Linked DNA regions of Homo sapiens: region 2 is linked to region 1. Evidence: chromatin loops called from intact Hi-C (ENCODE). Cell type or tissue: natural killer cell. All regions are shown on one strand. Each heading gives the region's core, and the rest is flanking DNA. Links, peaks and the distances in the headings are about the cores only. Region 1 has its middle 110 kb from the start of COL21A1. Region 2 overlaps DST (dystonin).

Region 1 (9,116 bases), core at 3,706-6,205:
AAGATCCCGACTCAAAAAATGGTGTGGTATGGTGGTGCATGCCTGCAGCCCCATCTACTGCGAGGAGGATCTCTTGATCCTGGGAGGTCAAGTCTGCAGTGAACTGTGATCGCACCACTGCACTCAACCTGGGTGATGGAGTGAGACTTTCACAAATAAATAAATGAGATGATATATACAATGGAAGAAAACATATCCAACAAGTTCAAGTCTATGAAAAAAAGTAATCCTCATTGGTCACCATTGGACAGTAATAAAAAGTTCAACTTACTATTTTAAGAAAATAATTGGGCCTTTATCCTGCCATTCCTATACAAATTAAACCTCAGAGGGACTTAAGAATTGACTCAGGGGGTTCTCGTTGTAGATTATACTGGCTAATTAACTAAGAAGGAATGATAGGATTGGAATATCACCACTTTGCAATCTCTAATGAAGTATAGGTAAATGGTTACTAATATCACAAAAAGAGACAGTCATTACAAAGCTTAAGATAGAAGTACTGACACCCGCTATGGAATAGTGCTGCCAAGGGGATTGAATATGAATCTGATCATACTTCTAAATGTAACTGCCAATTTCTAGAAACACAGTGGACAGAGAAGTTCATTAATCAGCACCACACCATGGGGGTGCAATCAACAAGATTCAGACTGTGGGAAACACAAGAGCACAAATAACCAGTTTTTCAGTGAGGAAATTACAAGGAAAAAAAAGGGAGAGACGGGGTGGGGGGTAAACCTGTAGATTAAAAAGAGACCTAAGAGGTCTATCAACCAATTGTAACACATAAACCTTATTTGAATCCTGCCTCCAAAAAACCTGTAAATTATAAATGGATGAATGGATAAATTTTAAAAATCATAAAAATGTAAACATTGCTGGATATTTCACGTTATTAAGGAAATAGTGCTCATTTTTAAGGTATGATAATGGTATTGTGATTTTTAAGAGTCCTGTCTTTCAGAAACAAGTTTTTGTAGATAAAATTTCTCCAGGGGCTTGGGAAGGATGGAGGAAGCATGTAGTGATATGAATGATGCAGGATAAACCATGAGTTGAGGGTTGTTGGAGCCAGCTGATGGATCCAAAGATATTCTTATACTATTCTCTATTCTTGTTGGCAATTCCCTGTAACAATATAAAGACCTTTTCTCATCTTGTATGTTGCAATTTAAAAGAAAAAGAACTCATTACTCTCCTAAACATATATGCCCTCAACTGAGGCTCTGCCATCAAACTGAAGCTCCCAAAAAAGTGGAAGACTAGGATGCAGAAGCTGAGGAGGAAATGGATTCGGACCTTGCTGAAGCTGGGTTTTTCAATATTTCCTGAGATTCTTTATTTTGCCTAAGCTAGTTCTAATTAAATTTCTGTCATTCATTTGTAACCAATGTAATGTATTCAAGCACAATGCCAGTTTCTAAGGACATAATAGAGACCAAGAACAGAATAATGAGTTCTGTGAAGGCAGTGAGCATAGGATGCCAGGCAGCTCATGGAAGAGGCACCCAAAAGGCTTTCCAGAAGAGATGCTATTTTGTAGGAGCTGAAGTACTATAAGGGGCTAGACTGAGATGTCTCAATCTCAGCACTATTGACATTTTGGGCCTGATCATTCCTGGTTGGGGGCGGGGACAGAGAGGCAGTGATTGTCCTGTGAACTGCGACATATTTAGCAACATCCTTGGCCTCTACCCACTATATGTCAGGGGTACTCACTCCCCTCTGCCCCCCAAAGAGACAAAAAGATATTACTTCTACCCAATGTCTTCACATTAAAAACAGAGGGCTGAGTTGCATGAAATGTGGCCAACATAAAATAATGACTGCCTTATGGAATAACAACATGATTTTCTCATAAAAGGTATCCTTTGTGGCCAGATGGTGACAACTTGCAGGCAGCTTAAATTCCTTAGGCAGTTCCTTGGCACACGCCTGGGAAAATTTGTTGACACATTCTTGTTTCGATAGGATGAATCTCTTAGCCACCATTTCCTGCTGTGAAGCACTTCTCTCTGAAGAAGCTTTTGGATCTTTGCTGAAAATAATTAAAATTTCTCCATGGAGGAGCCCTGCTGCCCAATTACAAAAATAACATCAAAAGTTCAGTCTCCACAATACTGAAGCAATCACAGCAGCTTCGATGATTTTGGTACAGGAGACAATGAAAAAAATGTTATGAAATGCATCTCTATTTGTTTTTCAGAAATCAAAACTAGAGGTCAGTTACATTTTATCAGTACTTTTACACATTCTTCAGTATTCTGTGCATTTTTTTTCTGGGCCCACTAAAGACAATATATATCATAAATTTACTTCTTTGTAAATAGGATACATACCTAATACCAGGTCCCATGAACTGAAACAATCACTCCTCATTTCTTCTAATTGCTTAGAAAGGACTAACTCAAAGCAACCATTCCTCTTGCAAAGTCTGTTCTCTGTATTCTTAAATCTTCCTTTAGTGCTATAGTTTCACTGAATAATCCGTAAATTAGAGAAAACAGTATCTACCTCACAAGGTTATAATGGAAATTAAAGAGTACCACATCATACTTCACTGATTCAAAAAATTATGTCTCCCCATGTCTGACATCTCCAAAATGGAAGTGTATCTTACAATCTACAGCATCTTACAATTGCCATCCGTAAGAGTGTAGCTGCATGTAGCTATCATCGCCTGTCCATGCACAAACTCGCTAACACTGGTAGCATGACTGGAACTCAACTTCCAGTGGAGGTGAAAGAAATACACAAGACACTACACAATGTGTGAAAGTACGCATAAAATGTAAGTGGGCTCTGATTGTGATTTCTGAAAAACAAATAAAGATGAATTCCATAACATTTTTCACCACATCCTGTACCAAAATCATCAAAGCTGCCATGATTGCTTCAGGATTGTGGAGATTGATCTGTTGATGTTATTTTTGTAATTGGGCAGCAGGGCTCTGCCACGGAGAAATTTTAATTATCTTCAGCAATGACAGAAAACAATAACAAAGTTCTCAGAACCATTTGAGAAAGGAGTTTGGGTCCTGGTTATTCTCTGGAAACCTTCTGCTGACACCTCAAGAATGCTTCACGGCATGCCAAGCCTTGCAGAAGAGGTATCAGTGGCATGGGAGATAATAGGCATCTTCTAAAAAATGCTGTGCTACCCACAGAAGACAATACTGGTAGTGAAACAAGAACCTCAACAATTCTGAGTCAGAGTGATTCAGTGAAGATAGACTGAATGCAAAAAACGTTTAGAAATACCTCAATTTCTTCGTACTTACCTTTTTATACATGCACAAGAGTGATATCTGATAAAAGAATCAATGTCTAGCTAAGCCTAATACAGCTCTTTCAATATATATACAATGACATTCTATGTGATATTAAATCATTTAGCAATATTTCAGTTGCACTTTTTTTCTAAGGGGTATATAAAATGATGATGTGTCACTTTTGATACGGTTTTAGGTTTCAGGGAATGCAATATAGAGAAGGCCAAGTGCAGTGGCTCACACCTAGTCCATTCTCAACGAGATGTAGATGTTCTTGCTGTTGTTGTTAGGACTTTTTAGTTGCCAAATCTGATTGAATCAAATCAAGCAACATTTGAAGATAATCTGAAATTTTAATATGTAAAAAAAAAACCCCAAACCAAGTTTGAGACAGACGATGTTATATTACAATTTGAACATAAATGTCCTCTCTAAACAATTGATTTCACGTCTGAATTTGAATCTTCAAACGATGATTGCAAAGTGTAATTTGATTTATATCTTCCCTTCTCCTCTTTCCCTAGATCTCTTGTCTACATGGTAAAATTCAACAGCCTAAGGAGGCAGAAAGAGAAAGAAAAATAGAAATTAAAACAACTCCAACCCACTGGTATACACAATCCATAATTCAATTCTGTATGTTTTTAAGCTTCTAGCAGTTTTGATTAAATCTTGCTGGAATTTAAATTGTATCAGAAGAAAAGTTTAGCATTAAAATATGGAATTCTACCAAACATGTCCCCAAGTCAGGAGAGATACTCAAAGAATATAAATTAAAGAAGAAAGAAAAAAGCCTAAAATCTCCAAATATTCTGGAAAAGTCACATTTATTAATATTTTAAATTGCATGAAAATGCACGTTATGGTCAAATGGATAAATAGAGCTATAGGAATATGTGTAGAAGTTTTGTCTTATCCAACAGTATAATGTGGTGTATTTTCCCTTCCCAATGGTTAAAAAAAAAATTCCATTCAACAGATGTTTGGTTAAAGCTTGGCAATTTTTCTATTTTATCAATGTCACATTTTCTATCTATAATATATTGAATAATTTTTCTCAAAACTTTCATAGAATTTAGTAAGTATTTAAACTGACTATAATTCACTTCTAAAATATAATTTCATTGTCTAAAAGTTATCATAAAATACATCAGATCATTCCACACCAAAATTACTCTGTGGAAGAATTTTTCTGATAATATTTTCTGAAAACAATTTCAAATATATGATAATTATATACTTATCCAGTAACCTTAACAAGAATGCTTCAAGTTAGACTGACACGGGATTACGATTTCCTGGAACTCTGCACCAGTCACTGGGCCCCGTGGGCTCTGTTTTGTCTCCTATAGTTTGGGGATTGGAACAGATTTCCAAGGCCCCTTCAAAATGAACTATGACTAAAACACCGTCTGTGTTGTTCAGATGATTACCCACCAGAGGGCACCAAAGCACCTCACAATACCTTTCTTCAACTCAGTTCCCTGAATCAGATCATGGAAGTAGGTGGGGGTTGGTTGGTTTGGGTTTTTTTCTGTTTATGTCCTGTAATTCGTTATTACATTAATAAAGTCACATTTCAAACCTGAAAATATGAGGCAATCGGACATCTGTTATTGATTATTCTAAAGGAGACATTTCTGAGCACATGCACAAATTTATCTTTACGAGTAATGTACCCATTTTTCAGTCATGCTTAAGATTGATATATTAATGGAGGATGGAAGATAAAGACTTCCAGTCTTGACCAAGTAGTGCATTAAATTAAACTCAGTGGTTTTGGCAGAGAGATCCTTTGCAAGATTGATGTTCTATTATGTGAGTCTGAAAAGCAAGACAAAGGAGAATTGCTGGAGTCTCTGAAGTCCTATCCGTGTCCTAGATCGAAGGAAATGAAACATATTCCTTAATCTAATTTGTGATCTTCCTTCTGCAAAGAGTCATTGCAAACTGTGGAATAATAAACTAGCAAGATATGATGTGCTCAAAACATCACTGAATAATCGTATTTGCACTGCAAATAATCACATAAATGAACATTTCTATTGACCTAAAAAGAATGACAGAGAGAGGTTTTGAAGCACTGATTCTTTTTCACAGGATTTTAAATCATTCTCCTGGAATTGGAAGTCCTTGAAGATACAATGGTGATGAGAAAGCAGAAGGCTTAGACTACTAAAAGTGACAGGGGAGTGGAGGGAGGGTCGTGTCACATCTACCACCGAATAGGTTGAGCACATAAAGAGAGTAAAGCCAGTTGCATTGTGCCATGGCATCTGTTCGACTTCACACTGATGTGATGTGGACCACTTTGAAGGTTACAATAGCAGAATTCAAAATTGCAAAGTCAGGGAGAACAGATGCTAGACTCAGGGATGTGCATGATACTGAGATTATTGCAAACCCGATGAAAGACATGAACAGGCCCTTTTATTAAATATGAGAAGAGTCTAAGCCATAATAAACACTGTGAACCTGAGGACTCAGAGTGATGATGTGGTGGCAAGAGTTAACAGAAATAGAAACCAAAATGGAAGGGGATGGAATAATGCAATAGCAACAGGTAAAAACGTTTTTGCAAAAAGTTGCCAGCATGAATTTAAAAAGGCATTGAAAAGATTTAAAACCAAAATCGTGTAGGTTGACAACACCAAATACATACGGTATCTTTCCAGGGCACCATCCCTAAAATAAGTGGAAATGTATCTAAATAACAGAAATATGATTCTATAAGTCTCAGGTAGAAAGGATGCTGGAATTATTATCAGCAACAACCCTCACCTTTTTTCTTATTTGTATTTTTAGATCTAAGAATATTGGATTTAAATATTAACCAAATAGGCTGGGCGCAGTGGCTCATGCCTGTAATCACAGCACTTTGGGAGGCCAAGGTGGGCAGATCACCTGAAGTCAGGAGTTCAAGACCAGTCTGGCCATCATGGGGAAACTCCGTCTCTACTAAAAATACGAAAATAAGCCAGGTTGTGGTGACGCGTGCCTGTAATCCCAGCTACTTAGGAGGCTGAGAATCGCTCAAACCTGGGAGGTGGAGGTTGCAGTGAGCCAAGATTGCGCCACTGCACTCCAGCCTTAGTGACAGAGCAAGACTCCGTCTCAATCAATCAATCAATCAATATTAACCAAATAAAGGGCATAAGACAGCAAGTCAGAGACTTTCGGGTTTTATGATTTGCTTGTTCTGTGGTTGGGAGAGGTAACTCAAGTTTGTTGACTCTCAGTTCTCTACACTGTAAAACGAGGATGAGACTAAACTACATCCTCAAAAGCAGAGCCAGTGGGATGTCCGTCTCCTGAGTTTCTTCCATGTCATGCTCCGTCTCATAAAAGAATAACCAGGGTATTCAGTGATCATGATTTTGTTTGCAGGTTGCACAACTATTTGCTTAATTTTATTTTTAATATTATAAACATTATTGGAAAACAAGCCTAAAGTTGGAAATAACCTAAATGCTCAGTGACAAAGGATTATTTTTCATCCTTATAATCCATTCAGTGGACTATCAGGTACCTGTTTGAAATGATGTAGAAGATTATCCAGTGGCTTAAGGAAAACACTTGGTTACTACAGGAAGATAAAGAAGCTCCAAATCAGAATAACTACAATTTTGGTTTTAAAAATAATGGCACCAAAATGGTAATAATAGGAAACTCTGGTTGGCAGAATTATTTTAAATTAGGAACGAAAGATCCAAGCATAAAAAAAAATCAAAAAGTCAAAGCAGTTATCTCTGTGGGGTTATGAGTGATGGCTGCGTATGTGCGTGTGCGTGTGTGTGTGTGGTGTGTGTGTGTGTGTTCTTTTCTACAACATAAACAACACAAAGGCAACCAATATCTCTTTAAGTAGCATTTCTACTGAAGCCTGTGTAAGGAAGCACAGCTCAAAGTGTCCATGGTTCATCCACAAGGATATCAAGCATTGTTTTCAAACAGACGTAACCTTTTCCTTTGGCTCTCTGGCTGTTTGGCCTTCCATCAGGAACAGTCACCTTCCTGGTCACTAAGAGGATATGAATCAGGTCTCCAGGTTAACTGAACACAATGAGCGCTTGCCCCTGGAAACCCTTGCCCAATCCACCCCCGACCCGTCCACCATCTCCTACTACCACAGGGGCACCCTGAAATTGCCAGATGACAAACCATTGACAAGTAGCAAGTTCAGCCAAGCTAGAGAGATACTAGCAGTATAGCAAGTGAAAAAAATTATATAAAGTATGATCTCATTTATTATATTTTAAATGTATAATCGTGTCTGAAGAAAACTCACTAAAATGTTAACCATGGTTATCTCTGTGTGGTGGGACTATGAGTGCCTTAAGTTTTCTTATTTTTGCTTAGCTCTATTTTCTAAATTTTCTACAATAAGTATGTATTATTTTTTAATTTTAAATAAAATAAGTAATTTTGCCAATTTGATCAAGCCAATAATTTGGGATCCCTGATTTATAAATAGACCAGTAGGTAAAGGACTCAATGGTTTAAAATATTGAGACTTTTACTAAATTTGTTCAAATACATTTTACTAAATTTACTCAAAGTAGCAGTGGCCCCATGTTTAAGAAACGCTGATTTTGGCTCTCCCTCTGACATCTCCTTCTCGGCCTTTCCTTCAAAGATATGCTCCTCCCCCAGTCCACTTACCATGAAGACACCTCTCTCTACTTTCCACACGGGCACAACCCCTCTCATTCCTGAATTCCTGCCAGCATTTATACACAGTCTGCCTGGATCAGCCCTCCCCACTCCCACCACCTCTACCACCTAGGCCCCTCTGTTAAGAACCTCAGCAGCCTTCTCTTGTTGCTGTGCAAGTCCCTAGCTGTTTGTGTGTTTGATCCCAGGTCCCGGGCCGGTGCGTATTTGAAAACTTTATTAATTCTTCCACTTGGCAGCAAACCCTACCCCCCACGCCCACATTGCCCCTTATATTTCCAGGGCTTATCACAATGATGCCTTTCTCCCACCTTCTTTGCAACATCTCTGCCCTGAATCTCCATCAGGGCCAGGCACTACCAAAAGCCAGAAGAGACAATCAGTAACTTCTTTGGGGCATTCTTCCTAGAAACATGAATGTTTGACATCTGTTATGCACAGCCTTCAAAATGAGTGTCCTACATATGTGCCCAAGAAATGGAGAGACAAATTGTCCTCTCTAAACTCATAAACGAATGCATGATTTTGGAGAGCAAAGCTCACTTCCTAGCCTTCTGGGAACCAGGCTTAGGCCTCGTTCTCCTAAGTGTCTCAGACAGCAGAAGCAGCAGGTCATATACACGTAATAAGTATCATGTGTATGGAGCTTTTTATTTGCAGTGATTGCACACTTATCGTCTATTTTAATCTGCACAGCCCTGTGAGGTATGTTTTCATATCTTCATTTTTCTGATCTGAAAACTGAGGCTTACAGAGGTTAAGTCACTCAGCAGAGGCCACACCACTAGGAAATGATAGAATGAGACTTGAATCCAGGTCTTTGGACTCATTTAGGTGGTCCTGTTGTGCCACAGATCACTGTGGGAGCCATTTTGAGGTCAGTCACCCTGTGGCATTACCAGGTGATTGTGTGTTTCAGAAGATTTGCTTCATCCAGAGATAAGTGAAGTTCCTAGGAGGGGCCATCAGGACTGAGAGGGAGGTATTGGGTAATATTTGTCCATTTAAACTCACCTTGGACATTTGGGGTGAGGAGATCTTATACTGAACAGGTCTGTCCTGTGTGTTTCAGGAAGCTTAGCATCACTGCTCTCTGCCTGATAAAATCTGACTGGACAACCCAAAATACCCCCCGACACATTCCCAAACAACCCCCAAGGGGACTGT
Region 2 (9,116 bases), core at 3,121-5,620, 240 kb after region 1:
ATACTGAGTTTTGTTTGGGGATGGAGGGGCACGTCACAAGCCATAACAGCAATGTCAAACCTGTTAAGAAAACATCAGGAAGGCTGGGCGCGGTGGTTCACACCTGTAATCCCAGCACTTTGGGAGGCTGAGGCAGGTGGATTACCTGAGGTCAGGAGTTCAAGACCAGCCCAGCCAACATGGCGAAACCCCGTCTCTACTAAAAATACAAAAATTAGCGCCTGTAGTCCCAGCTGGTGGCGGGCGCCTGTAGTCCCAGCTACTTGGGAGGCTGAGGCAGGAGAATCACTTGAACCCAGGAGGCGGCAGTTGCCGTGAGCTGAGATCACACTACTGCACTCCAGCCTACACGATGGAGTGAGACTCCATCTCAAAAAAAAAAAAAAAAAAAAAATTCGGAAAAAAAAAGAATGTACTGTGGAGAAATAGAGTCAAAACTACCTCTGGAGGCAGAAGTATACTTTTCACATCATTTGTTCCCCTCTCTTAGCTGAAACTATCACAAAAGTGTGAGAAATTGGAAGCCTTTCAGTAAGACTACTGGAAATGTGGATCTTTCTCTCGCTTTTTACCTTGGTCTCTTCTAATTGCCTTTGAAGATTTTTGGGGTCCACCGCAATAGGTTCAGATAAGTGTTTGCTCGCTGTGGCCTCACAGGCCTGGAGTCCAGCAAGAAGTCCACATGAAGCATCTTCATAGTGTTGATATTTATCCACCAGATCTTTAAGATTATTTCCAAGAACATTGCACTAACAATCAAAAGAGAAAAGGGGTAGGAGATTAAAACCCACTATTTTCATATGCATCAAATAATCTTAGGACCTATAAAATATGTAACTTGGAAAAAAAACCAGACTTCCACCAAAGTTAATAAAAACTCTGTTGGGCTAAGATTTCCTCCTTTATATGAAGAGGTACCCTATAAGAAGCCAAAAAGTAACCATAAAATAAAGAGATAGTTCTGGATTTATACCAATTCAAAAACATATTTACAAGAGCTGAGTCTTAACATAGAATAAAAGATAAAGACATCAATCATCAGAGGAAGGAGATTTTGATACACCATGTGTATAGATATCGATTTGATGGAAGGGTTTTAAAGGTGCTTAATAAATTTCTATATGTTGCACAAGTTAATTAACAAAAGGAAGACAAAGAGTCTATATTAGAATGGAGCAAAGTCCAAGAGCCAGTGATGGTCTTTAAATCATTTATGCAACTTGGCAAGTCTGTTCAGATTATATTACAAACCAGTAAATATTTTCTTAGATTTTTTTTTTTCAAAAAAAACCTTTTACTTGACCACAGAAGTAAAACAAGCAAAACAGTCTTTTATTCATTAAGTATTAAAATAACATACTGATCAAATATACAAGACAAACACCTGCAGTGTTTGTGAAGAGGATAATCTGAGATGAAACCAGTTCCCAAGCTTGAGAGGCTGCAAGCATCTGTTTTTGCTTAGAGTCAATGCACAACCGCCATCTTGTGGTCACACTGGATATTAGAGCATTTGAGAGCTGGGACTTCTGGAAATCATGCTCTCAAAAACTAAAGTAACTTTAAGTTTCTCATATTTAAATACATTGTTCAGAAGTAAAGCAGGTGAATAAGATAGAGAGAAGGCTGGGCACTGTGGCTCATGCCTGCAATCCCAGCACTTTGGGAAGCCGAGGTGAGCGGATCACGAGGTCAGGAGATCGAGACCATCCTGGCTAATACAGTGAAACCCCATCTCTACTAAAAACAGAAAAAAAATTAGACGGGCGTGGGGGTACATGCCTGTAGTCCCAGCTAGTCGGGAGGCTGAGGCAGGAGAATTGCTTGAACCTGGGAGGCAGAGGTTGCAGTGAGCCGAGATCACGCCACTGCACTCCAGCCTGGGCGACAGAGTGAGACTCCTTCTCAAAAAAAAAAAAAAAAATAGAAGTAGGCTAAAGCTACCTTTTCCTCCTGTTTTGGATTTTAGGTTTCTTGCCTCTTGTTCCAAAACTATAATTGAAAACTATAATTGCAGATTGACTTTTCCCTTAAAAAATCAAAATAACATTACCTTAGAGTAGAGAGACCTGAACCGATCAGTAGCATGATCCAACTTGCGCTGCACTTCTCTGTGGGTTGCAGAAGTATCAACCTTGCCACCGTCTCTCTTGCTGCAAGATTTGGCAGCTTCCAACACTCTGTTTCCAGAAATTGTGATGTATCTCAAGTCACCTTTGTGAGAAATAACGTCTTCTGAGAAACTCTTCTGCCTCTTCAATTTGGTCATTAAACCATTGATGTCATCTGCACCTGCCTCCAGGTTTTCAAGTTCTTGTTCTGACTGCTGTAGCCAGTGCTCAAACTCGGTATAGTCAGCATCAAACTTTTCTAATTCTTCCTGCAGAGAGTGAGTTAACTTCATTTTCTTCTCTGACTCAGCCAGTGCAGTTTCATAATGCACTTTCAGTTCCTTCATGTTCTTTTGCAGTTTCTCTTTTTCTTCAGGAGAGAGATACTGACCCTGTTTCTCAAGCAACACTTGTGCAGACTGAGTGGCTATGATCACTGCTTGGTGCTGAGAGATGATCTTCTCGTGTTGGGCCTATGTGAAAACAAATTGATCATAATCTTCAAGCAGTAACGGGGTAACACCTGCAGGGAGCTCCTTGCCGCCTCAAGACTGACAGGTTTCAATGATCTACAGGGCTACAACTTGCTTCTCATTCCCCTTTTCAAGCTATACCGTACTCCCTTTTATTGGTGGATTTCAGAATAACAAGGCATTTTGAGCATGCTAATCTTATTTTAAAGAAAATTTCCAATCTTCTCTATGTACTTAATCAGATAGGACAGACACCATTTTTCAGAAGTTTAGAAAAACCAATTTCTATTCCAATTTTAAAATAAGTGTCTATAATCTGATCTCATTTTATTCCCTGCTTTCTCACAACTACCCAAAAAAGAATGTCTTTACCTAATTTTTGGACAAACAAGTATAATATTTTTTATTACGAAATGATCCTGGAAAAACTTTTAAATAGGGAAAAAGAATCTGTAACTTTAAGCTTTAAAAAGGTTTCAAAAATAACTAAGCAAGAACACTGTACATTCAGAGAAGCCCAATGGACATTAGAGAAGCAGATATAATAAAAGAGAATCCTGGAGCTACTCAGCTTCACTGGGCCTCAGTTTCCTGCATGTGAAAATGGAGACAATAACTCCTACACATCACAGGTTGCTGTTAAGGAGTACATGAGATCACATATGTAGAGCACTTCCTGCAGAGCTGGGCATGTGCCAGAAATTCAAATCCACTCTGAAGGCAGGAAGGCAGGGCTCCCAGGCAGGTGTGCTGCAGGCAAGTCACAGGTGTGCAGAGCTACTGATCCCCTCAGTCTTCAGGGAAGCAGGGAGGCATCAGGTAGGTGAAGTCCCTTTCCCTCCAGCCATAAGCATCTTCTTCCATTCACCCCAATTTGCCATACAAGTGTGGCAAAAAGGATACTAATCCTTCTGGGCAATTTCCCACATTTCTTATAATGGCTTACATGGAGCCAAATGACCCGCTCCCATTACCCCAGAGCCCCTTTTATTACCTCCAGATTCTTTGCTGCTCCCACCCTTACCTCCATCCCCACCCTGGTAAACACTTTAGGAGCTTTTTCTCCTGTTGTTGTCTAGTTACAGCTCTTTCATCAGATATCTGCTTGGCTAATTGCACCCATCTCCATTGAGTCCCGTTTAAATGCTGAAAACTGGTCCCCCACCCCACACTCAACCACCCTTACCTAACTCCTTTTCTCCCTTAGTACTCACTGCCTTCTAACCTACCATATAACTTAGTTATTGTCTACTGTAACATTCTCACTAACTAGTGTGCAAGGGGGGCACAGGGAATTTATTTTGCTCACTGTGTAATCCCAAGTACTTAGAACAGTGCTGGCACACAGGAGCTGAGTAAGAATAACTCTATGCTGTGAAAAGGACTTCCTTAGAAGCACTGCTATGGGGCAGCCGTTCACTTGTAAGTCTGATCCCAATTAGTCAGCTCAGAACTGGCTCATTAACACTGGTATCCTCACTGTCTATAACAGTGCCCGCCACCTAGTGGGCACATAGTAAATATTTTTAACTAACTTCTTTCCCACAGACTTGTGTTTTTGGTATTTGAAATACATTCATATGCTACCCCCACCCCACCCCGAGAAGGGCTTTGCACAAAATAGCATGGACAGACATATGCAACACCATATAAATGATCAGATCCATCCCCTTCCTCCTACAGATGAGGACTCTTAGGCTGAAGGAAGAGAATGGCTTGGCCCAGGACATATGGGACAACTACTGAAAGCTAGACGTTCCTGGCTCAGGTGCTTTGGCCCTCTCTCCATGCTGCCAGATTAGGACTTTCTTTCTTTTATTTATTTATTTACTTATTTATTTATTTATTTATTTTGAGATGGAGTCTCGCTCTGTCGCCAGGCCAGAGGGCAGTGGCACAATCTTGGCTCATTGCAACCTCTGTTTTCTGGGTTCCAGCGATTCTCCTGCCTCAGTCTCCCAAGTAGCTGGGATTACAGGCACGCACCACCACACCCAGCTAATTTTTGTATTTTTAGTAGAGACAGGGCTTCACCATGTTGGCCAGGATGGTCTCAATCTCCTGACCTTGTGATCCACCCGCCTCAGCCTCCCAAAGTGCTGGGATTACAGGCATGAGCCACCACGCCTGGCCCAGATTAGGATTTTCTAAAGCACAGATTCCCATATTCTTTGAGGTAAAATGATCAGATGGGAAATGCCACACTGTGCCTAAAACCAAGGGCTTTCCTGTGTGATATCTTTATGTTTAAGTCTACCCACCAGTATTTCTCACTACTTTGGTCAACTTACTAACTTTTCCTGACTTCTTTGTAACTGACTCACAATGTTCCTTTAGGAATTCACTAGATTTTTCATTTTAAGAGACTTTATTTTTCATAATAAGGTCCTATAATAGCCCGTTAAAATTGTGAGCAGTAAATACTCCCATTCTTCTTCTGGTTTAATTTGTATTTTCTATAAGAACCTCACAGGGAGTACCCTATTCCAAAGATTCCAAATATGAAGGGTAGGAACAAAATAAATAGACCTGCAAAAGTTTCTGAGGTCCAGAAACCGTCTGTCAAAAGCCAAATATTGAAATAAAATGAGTGACACTTTAAAAGTAGTTCTACAGAAGTCGCCTTTGCTCTTATAGTAGCATTAATGTTAGCTTTAATTTATGTCATGGAGTAAATTGGTAGAAGGGCTTTTATATCTCTTCTCAACAATAGCCTTAACTGAATAGGTGAGCTGAGCTCAGAAAGAACTTAAGTGAGCTCAACTTAGCCTGGACACAGTGGCTCATGCCTGTAATCTCACCACTTTGGGAGGATGTGGGCGGAATGCTTGAGCCCAGGACTTCGAGAGCAGCCTGGGCAACATAGAGAGACCTCATCACTACAAAAAATACAAAAATTAGCCAGGCATGGCAGCACAGACCTGTAGTCCCAGCTACTCAGGAGGCTGAGGTGGGAGGATCAATTGGGCCAGGGAGTTTGAGGCTGCAGTGAGCCATGCTTGTTTCACTGCACTCTAACCTGGGCGACAGGGTGAGACCTTGTCTCAAAAAAAAAAAAAAGATTGTTCTCTTAGAACACAGATTCAGACTTAGCAGAGTGAACATATGGCCTAGTTTTAAATCCAAATTCCAGCCCTTTCTAGATATGTAACTTGAGAAAGCTACTTTAATACTGTCAGTTACAGTTTCCTCATCTGTAAGATGAAAATAAAAACCCCAAGGAGTAACTGGGAAGACAAAATGAGTTAAAATGGAAAGAACTTAGAAGAGTGCCCACTTTAACTGTCCTATAAATGTTAACTATTATTATTAAATCTTTATAATAATTCTACTTCACTTACATGGAGAATGCCAACTCTACAATTTATTTCTCATTATTTTTTGACTTGCTTAGAACTCTCATAATAATTTATATCTGACATGATGAACACAGAAAAAAACCTCTTTTGTCAGTAAGGTTTGAAAAGAACTCATGTGCTAGGTTATTTCTCTCTTTACCAACCTGGAAATAGAATTGAACGATATCATATGTTTATAACAACACACCTTAACTTTCTGATATTGCTGATTCAGATTCTCCTGAGTGGTTCCAACTTGCCCATCAACATCAGTCTCCAACAGGTTACCATTAACTTCATCCTCTTCTCCAATTGCTGACTTGCCATCACCTTCTTGAAAATGGGTCCCGTTCTGTTCGATTACCTGTTTGTGTTTTGTCCCTGCCCTTTCTGAGTCTTTGTCAACATTTGACAACCAGTCCAAAAGGTTTTCTATTTTGGTTTTGCTCTCTTCCAGCTGCTTCACTGCTGCTACCTGGGAAGGGAAAGTTCACAGGAGGAATTCAGAACGTGGGCCAAGGCATAGTTTTAAGACATTCCAAAAGTAAATACTTAGAACATTTTAAATTAGAATGAGGGTACTAAAAACTGACACAATTGAAAACTTAACAACTGAAATTAAACCTCAGAGCAACAGGCAGTTACTTTGAAGTTTCCCCTGTTCTTAAAAATACATTCCAAAATTTTAACTATAATTGATGAGTGATCACACATTTCACAAGAAGAAAGTTTCACAACCTCACTTAAATATTAAGAAAAAGTTAAGCAAAGCCAACTCTTCAAACCTTTTGTAGTACTTGGTCAATTATGTACCTGGAAACCCAGAATCCCATAATAATCCTTAGTGATAATCCTTATTTACTACCACTGGATATTAATAATAAATCAAGTAGCTGTTAAGCTTTTTGACATAGCAATAGTGCACCACATATTTGAATAAGGACCTTTTCAGTTTCTTCCTTGATTGCTGTTGTCACAACTTTATCCAGCTCCTTTTTAGACTGTTCTGCTTTTAAATTAAGCTGTTCACACTTTATCTTAGCTTCATTAAGTTTCTGTTCAATCAAAGCCTTATCTTCCTGTGACAGCTTTTCACCATTCTCTTTTAAGAAGTTCTCTGTGTTTTTCACTACTTCAGCCAATGCCTGTGCACTTCCTTGCATATCTTTCTGTAATTCCTTATAACACAAAAGGAAAAAATATATTTTATTAAATTATTACCTATTTAGTTCTTCCAGAGTTGTAATTCTAAAAGACAGAGTGAGTACAGAGAGAGTCTAGTATATGTAGCTTGAATAAACATATTGAGTATGTTAATTTGAGTTTCAATCACAATACTTAATATAATTTGAAACTCAAACAATATTAAAGAAAAGCATGAATTTTCATGTTTAACGAAAGAATGCAGTCAGTGAAACACTGAAAACACATAAGTATTCAGTATATGATCTATATAAATTTGCACACACCAGATTTTTTAATATTATATGAGCACATGTACAAAGGCTTGTAAATATATGCTAATATTTATTGTTTCTAAACTTTTATTTTTTAATGTGTTTATCACTCAGGATAAAAATGAACTAATTTTCCCAGTGAACTAAGATACTTTCCTTTTCTAAACACCAGAATCTGTAATATGTAATGTTTGCTTCTTTGCCTAGCTGCTAGGTACCTCAAGATTAAGATCTCTCCTTAGTAGTTATAGCTTTCCTATGTCTAGATTTTTCCATGTAGTTTTTCCTCTTCTTTTCCTCCTTTATCATGCATTTTCATTCTCTATATGATACTGAGTTTTAATATTATTTTTTCCATACTTTATTTTAATCTTCTTCAAATTTGTCTTAGAAGTATTTGAATTGAAAGAAATCCTATTAATTGAGCCATGACTATGTGACCTTAACTGTGCTAGTGACTTACACAATATTTACTTAACTTTTATAATAATGTAACAAAGTGTGACCTATGAAGAAACTGAGGCTGTGACAGACTGTTATAAAGCTAACAATGTATAGAGTCTGGAATCTGAACCAGGAGCTATCTACTTACAATGAAAATGTTCTCTGTCCTGACACCAAAATAAAGATATCTTTATCTGTTGTTACTGTTATTTTTGCCCTTTCCTTCAATAAAAAGGAACAAATCACAAGAAAGAAGGAGTAAGAAGGAGCTAAGAAAGAGAAAGAACCCAAAGTGATGGCTATTTCCTCTGATTTGCAAGTAGTAAGTAGGTTGGCCTTAAATGAATCCAAATTCTAATTCATCACACAAGGTATTTTCATTATCAAATCCCCTTTAATATTTCCTCCACTCAATATCTCTTACCAAAAAAAGTCAAAAAAATTACCTAGCTTGCTTGAAGTTGGAAATCTAACTTTTAGTATAAAGTTTAAAGCTCAAGCCCAGGGCGTCTTGGGTATGCCTTGCTTCTAAAAAGCTAAAATTACTGGTATTTTCAATAATCTTCACTGACTTCCAAATGATAGTAATCGAACATAACATCAACATAGATCTGCTGATAGAAAACCAAATTCTACCTCTTGCTTGGACTGATATTTCTTTAACTCAACTGTGCCATCTCCAATCATGAAGGCTTCTTGGTGACCAATTAGGCGGTTTTCAGTTTGGGTAAGAAGATCACATATCCCTTGGAGTTTCTCTTTATACTCCTGCTGACGCTCTGCTACAATCTAAAGTGAAGAAAACCCAAAACATCTTAAATGTATGGTGGTCACAAAATCGCTATTGTGATAGCTTCTTATTAGAACACATTTTCCAAGTTTTGTCTAATAAGCTTTTATAAGTATGCTGTAAACATGATAGCAGTAGGGTACAAACTGAGCAAGGTGAGACAGAAAATATGAGCATATCCCATATACAAAGAAAGTGATCATGTTTAGATGAAACTGCTCAAGAGAATACTGGCCATGCATATTTGTAAGAGATGGAACTTCTGACCAACAGGAAGAAACATCCCATTTTCTTAAGCTGTTGAAACCTGCGACACATAGAATTAATTCTGCAAAAGGACATCAAAAGAGAAGTTAGTTGTGATTTGTAGGTTAACATATTTGATATGTGTATATAGGTTATCATGCTAGAGACAATGTCTGGTGCTTCAAGAAATAATAAAAGGAACATTGCATGCAATATTTTTACTTAATCACTATGTCTAAGTGCATTCTCACCTCTTT

Evidence for each region. A loop is a pair of places that touch in the nucleus more often than their neighbours do. Peaks named below come from ENCODE experiments on the same cell type or tissue, not always from the same donor. Only the 100,000 strongest peaks of a DNase experiment are listed, where the experiment ranks them.
Region 2: a loop joins it to region 1, with 16 times the contacts of the local background. A loop is called at or near these places in 103 of 110 quality-filtered maps.

The regions. Positions count from the first base shown.
Region 1 is chr6:56,354,703-56,363,818 of GRCh38, forward strand. It overlaps a transcript of COL21A1 not described here. Among named protein-coding and RNA genes, the nearest start is that of COL21A1, 110 kb to the left of the region's middle. In natural killer cell, for the core only: CTCF peaks have their summits at 4,714 (motif pointing right) and 4,917; a DNase peak (open chromatin) is centred at 4,729.
Region 2 is chr6:56,591,610-56,600,725 of GRCh38, forward strand. DST (dystonin) reads right to left here. Exons shown (of 104, transcript NM_001374736.1): 45 at 8,460-8,612; 46 at 6,867-7,100; 47 at 6,131-6,397; 48 at 2,054-2,584; 49 at 573-749. Among named protein-coding and RNA genes, the nearest start is that of DST-AS1, 250 kb to the right of the region's middle. RefSeq lists an enhancer at 2,282-2,541. In natural killer cell, for the core only: CTCF peaks have their summits at 4,061 (motif pointing left) and 4,271; DNase peaks (open chromatin) are centred at 3,282 and 4,072.